2 separate regions of the Homo sapiens genome follow, and region 2 is linked to region 1. A link is an interaction called in ENCODE POLR2A ChIA-PET data of the cell type or tissue named here. Cell type or tissue: GM12878. All regions are shown on one strand. Each heading gives the region's core, and the rest is flanking DNA. Links, peaks and the distances in the headings are about the cores only.

Region 1 (2,811 bases), core at 229-2,728:
ACCACTCTTCCTGCACTTGCTTCTATTCAAGCCCCTGCCTTCTGTCTTCAACCCCAAGTCTCTATCCAGTAAAATCTGTTCCACCGTTAAGAGTCTGTCTAATGAATCCCTAAAAGAAAGCACAGATGCTAGAATAGGATTTTAAAGTGGCCTAGGCATCTGGTCAACTCTTCTGTCTAGAACAAGAAGGGCTCTCTACCATTGCCACTCTGGGTAGGAGATTTTAAAATGAGCTTCCCCAGGATCATTCCATTCTGATTTAGAAAACTCAAGTCTGGGCCAGGTGCGGTAGCTCATGCCTGTAATCCCAGCACTTTGGAGTTCAAGACCAGCCTGGCCAAGATGGTGAAACCCTATCTCTACTAAAAATACAAAAAAATTAGCTGGGCGTGGTGGCACACGCCTATAATCCCAGCTACTTGGGAGGCTGAGGCAGAGAACTGCTTGAACCCGGGAGGCAGAGGTTGCAGTGAGCCAAGATAGTGCCACTGCACTCCAGCCTGGGTGACAGAGCAAGACTCCATCAAAAAAAAAAAAAAAAAAACCCAATCCTACCAACATGTTGATCTTGGACTTCCAGCCTGCAGAACTATGAAAAAATATATTTTTGTTAAGTTATCCCATCTGTTATTTTGTTATGGCAGCCTGAGTAGACACAGGAGGAGAGCATTGGTGCCTCTCCAACTTGTGTTAATGCGGGTGCATCTTCCCAGCCTCTCCCAGACTTCCCTTCCTCTTCTCCTGCTCTGGGCTTTCGTCCCCTGAACACAAAGTGAGGAGGGAACAGAGGGGCTCAGAAACAATAGGTCATTGACTGCTGACCTAGAACAATGCAGTTTTGCTTCCTGTATTGTACTTACCAAAAATTCTGCCCACATAAGGGGAATTTGAACACTTCTTGGAGCAGAAACCAAGGGCTTTCTTTCCCCTCCCCTCAGCCAGGAGCAAGGCTGCACAATTACTATGCTCAAACGTCCCCAAGTACAGCCATTTCTTCCTTTTCGGAAGGGTTTTCAAACCTTATTTAACAAGACATGCCACTGCTCACAGGTGCCTTTTCCTCTCTCAAGCCTGGAACTGTGTAATTAGCTAGGGAAGTAGTTAAATGTGTTATCAGAATCAGATTTAAGTGGAAATGTGTCCCCAGCCAGTTAAACCTCACACTAACCACAGTGCACGTTAGTGTCCTCAAACATTTGATTCTATCTGTGGATGCTTTCTCTACCTGGTAAACTATGCAAACAACTGCTAACAGGTCAGGGCTTGCTGGTTTGCCACGCTGTGTGATATCCTAAGAGTTTTGTTTTTTTTTTAATAGGTATACATCTCTGAATTCTCACCCCCTTCCAACAGGAAGCACACTCAACTCAAAACTGGCTTGGGTTTCTTCCACTCCCCTTAGAAACAGCAGTAACATTTTTTGCAGCATTACATCATTCTGGACTTCTTTGCCCTTTTTCTGAGATTCCTGGCTAGCTCACTGAAGAAAAGACAAAGAATCCCGCTTTAGTCGTATGCTTAGCCAATGCGGATCAATACAGAAATGAGACTCACAGGTAGGAACTACGGATCTAAAGAAAGCAAGTTAAAGGAATAGTGTTTGTACGTGTGTCCCAATCTGCCAACTGGTCCCTCTATCCATCACTTCCTTCTCCCCTTAACGTGGCAGTATTTGTTGCTGGAAACAAGGATATGGTCAAAGAATACATTGCTAGTCACAGCATTAAATTTCAACAAGGTGATTTGATTTAAGCAAGAAGGGCTAATTAACACGGGTTTGGGGTGAGGTGGAGAGATATGAAGCTTGTTGGCTTTTAAATTCACTTCTTTGTTAAATTCACTTTTAAGTTAAATTCCCTGCATTTAAGAGTTAGTTAAGTTAAACATAACAACTTAGAAATATTCATAGGACTCCTTTCCCATTAAGAATTCATTTCATTTAACACTACAGTTCTTACCGTAGTGGAACCATGTTACCATTCCATTGGATAGTTACCTCTCTCTGCATTGTGGTCAGTTGAGTTCTCTTACGATGACCCCCTGTACCTGTCCACCCAGAAAACTTTGGTACAGATGAAATCAAAGCCCAGGCTCTCTGTCTGGATGGCAGAAATAAATCCAGTTACAATAGAAAAGTAGAGGTGAATGGAATAAGCCACTTATGTCCTGTTTTTGTCTCTTCTACCAATGAAAGGATAACCAAACCTTCAATGAGACTTTCCATCAGTCAATCATCGGGTCAGATGAGGAAAACTAGTAACATGCAGCTGTGAGTCAGAAAAAGAAACACATACCTGGGAAGCATTATCAATCTTGTCTTAACAACCTTCTGGAGAACATTGGTACAAACACTTGTTACTATCTGCCTGAAAACCAAACATTTGAAAATTCTGGAACCAGGTTTCTAAAGTCCAGTTGGGTGAGCCTTGGGAAATATGAGCTTGGGTTCTCAACAACAGATCACCAGGGCTACTGAGCAAAACCCAGTGCCACAATAAACCTCCTGTCAATAGGGTGGCATTCACCCTGTTTACCTGAGGTTGGGTGATTATGAGAAGCCTTTGGAGGCACTGTCATCACCAATTGTTAATCGAGATTCTTTCTTCCTTAGAAAAATGAGTTATTGGCCGGGCATGGTGGCTCACGCCTGTAATCCCAGCACTTTGGGAGGCCAAGGAGAGCAGATCACTTGAGGTTAGGAGTTTGTGACCAGCCTGGCCAATATAGTGAAACCCCATCTCTACTAAAAAATACAAAAAAATTAGCCGGGCATAGTGGCGGCACCTGTAGGCCCAGCTACTTTGGAGGCTG
Region 2 (2,758 bases), core at 1-2,500, 56 kb before region 1:
CACTTAGCATAATGTTCTCCAATTCCATCCATATCATCACAAATGATGGAACTTCTTCCTTTTATAAGGCTGACTAGTATTCCATTATATATATGTATGCCATATTTTCTTTTTCTTTCCTTTTTTTTTTTTTTTTGAGATAGGGTCTCACTTTTTTTTTTCCACTGCAGTGGCATGATCTCAGTTCACTGCAACCTCCACCTCCCGGGCTCAAGTCATCCTCCCACCTCAGCTCCCCAAGTAGCTAGGACCACAGGCATGCACCACCACACGCAGCTAAGTTTTTTGCATTTTTTGTAGAGACGGGGTTGTGCCATGTCGCCCAGGCTGGTCTCAAACTCCTGAGCTCAAGCAATCTGCCCAAAGTGCTAGGATTATAGGCGTGAGCCCCTGCACCTGGCCTGCCACATTTTCTTTATTCATTCAGTCATCCACTGATGGACCCTTAGGTTGATTCCGTATCTTGGCTATTGTGACTAGTGCTACAATGAACATGGGCATACAGACTTCTCTTCAACACGCTGATTTCAAATTTTGTGGGTAACTACCCAGAAGTGGGATTGCTGGATTATATGGTAATTTTATTTTTAGTTTTTTGAGAAACCTCCATGCAATTTTCCATAATGGCTGTATTAATTTATACTCCCACAAGCAGTGTACAAGAGTTCCCTTCCTCCACATTCTCATTAACATTTGTTATCTTTTGTCTCTCTAATAATAGCCATGCTGACAGGTGAGAGGTGATATCTCATTGTGGTTTTAATCTGCATCTCCCTCATGAGCTCTGTTTTTGCTTTTTGTGTTTTAAATAGAGATGGGGTCTCACTGTGTTGCCCCAGCTGGTCTTGAACTCCTGGACTTAAGGGCTCTTCCTACTTTAGCCTCCCAAAATGCTGGGATTACAGGCATGAGCCACTGAGCCTGGCCAGCTCTGTTTTTAGGCTCAACATATTCCTAGCATTTGTGGGAATATAGTGCCTGGAAGATAGCAGCTGCTTAATAAATATTTGGTTAATGAATGAATGAAGCAATGTAGAACACACTAGGAGAGGTGACATATGGGAAAGTGTTATATATACAGAATGAATAAAAACTAAACCAGAGTTAATCCGTAACATCAGAATTTTCCTTTAAGAGAAATTGCTCATAAAAAATGGTGAGGGAAAAGATGAGATTGCCTCACTCATGATTGCTCACTTGTTTCAGAAGGAAATGAACGTCATGGTCTTGCATCCACTTAACAAATGCTCGTGTACTAGGCTGTGCGCTAAACACAGCCTTCTATCCTCTCCACAGCCCCCAAGGCAGATATATTCTCCAGTTCTTTTTTTTTTTTTTTTTTTTTTTTGAGACGGAGTCTCACTCTGTCACACAGGCTGGAGTGCAGTGGCGTGATCTCGGCTCACTACAACCTCCGTCTCCCAGGTTCAGCGATTCTCCTGCCTCAGCCTCCCGAATAACTGGGATTACAGGCTTATGCCACCGCGTCCAGCTAATTTTTGTATTTTTAGTAAAGACAGGGTTTCACCATGTTGGCCAGGCTGGTCTCGAACTCCTGACCTCAAGTGATCCGCCCGCCTCAGCCTCTCATAGTGCTGGGATTACAGGTGTGAGCCACTGAGCCCGGCCTCTCCAGTTCTTGAGTAAACAGAGGTTCTGAGAAGAAATCTGTCCCCAGGTTACAGAGGTAACTAAGATATGAAGGTGGGATTCCAGCTACTTCACCTCCCATGCATAAAGGCAATTCGTTCTTTTTCCTTGGTTCACATCTTGTTATCTCCATAATCTAATTTGAATATTCTCAGGAAAACCATCTTGGATTTTGACTCCCCCTTTTCCCCTAAAAAGATTGCCATACATTTGTGTTTTCTTTTTCTCCTACAAAGAGGGGTTGTTCTCTGTAGGACAATTCAGATCTCAATTCTGTGGTCGTTGTGACTCTATTTCCAAGGAAACCTTAAGAAATTCCTTCTCAATTGAAGTAGACAGACAGGCCAGAGCTTATGAACCCAGCTTTTTTTTTTTGAACTGAAGCCTCCATTGGAATAGCTGTGGTTCACTGAGTGTATATCACAAGCAGTCACTTCCAGGTCTTATTGAAAATCTTCACAGCAACTCTGTTGTTATTATTACCATCTTTTTTTCTAATGAGGTAAACTTAAAATCAAAGAATGATCCACCAAACCCTCATTCTAGTCCAAGCTTCTTTGTTCAAATCTTGTGAGTCACTCTATCCCAGTAGATTCCCAAAGAGGAGCTTCACGAAACTCTTGCCCTGCCCCTCTACCTTCCTTAAGAACTACTGAATCAGGCCAGGCACAGTGGCTCATGCCTCTAACAGCACTTTGGGAGGACGAGGCAGGTGGATCACCTGAGGCCAGGAGTTCGAGACCAGCCTGACCAACATGGTGAAACCTCATCTCTACTAAAAATACAAAAATTAGCCAGATGTGGTGGCACACGCCTGTAGTCCCAGCTACTTGGGAGGCTGAGCAGAGAATTGCTTGAACCCAGGAGGTGGAGGCTGTAGTGAGCCAAGATTGCACCACTGCACTCCAGCCTGGGCAACAGAGCAAGACTCTCTCTCTCAAAAAAAAAAAAAAACTACTGAATCAGGATCACAGCTTAGGGGCTGGGATCTCTTTATTTAGACATCCAAGAAAATTCTTATGTAGTCAATTTGTATGACATTTAGGAACTGATGCCTTGTTTTCTGAAACAGAGCTCTAGTTGTAGAATCTTCAAGATTCTCTTTTAA

Evidence for each region. Peaks named below come from ENCODE experiments on the same cell type or tissue, not always from the same donor. Only the 100,000 strongest peaks of a DNase experiment are listed, where the experiment ranks them.
Region 2: POLR2A ChIA-PET joins it to region 1 with 10 read pairs; 4 of 35 experiments call an interaction of 5 or more read pairs at or near these places.

The regions. Positions count from the first base shown.
Region 1 is chr5:17,227,518-17,230,328 of GRCh38, reverse strand. All of the region lies in intron 1 of BASP1 (brain abundant membrane attached signal protein 1), which reads right to left. Among named protein-coding and RNA genes, the nearest start is that of BASP1, 11 kb to the right of the region's middle. RefSeq lists enhancers at 1,049-1,128, 2,249-2,749. In GM12878, for the core only: no CTCF peak of the experiment used is centred there; a DNase peak (open chromatin) is centred at 1,288; H3K4me3 peaks cover 828 bases; H3K27ac peaks cover 2,481 bases.
Region 2 is chr5:17,283,371-17,286,128 of GRCh38, reverse strand. No RefSeq gene overlaps it. Among named protein-coding and RNA genes, the nearest start is that of BASP1, 67 kb to the right of the region's middle. In GM12878, for the core only: no CTCF peak of the experiment used is centred there; no DNase peak of the experiment used is centred there.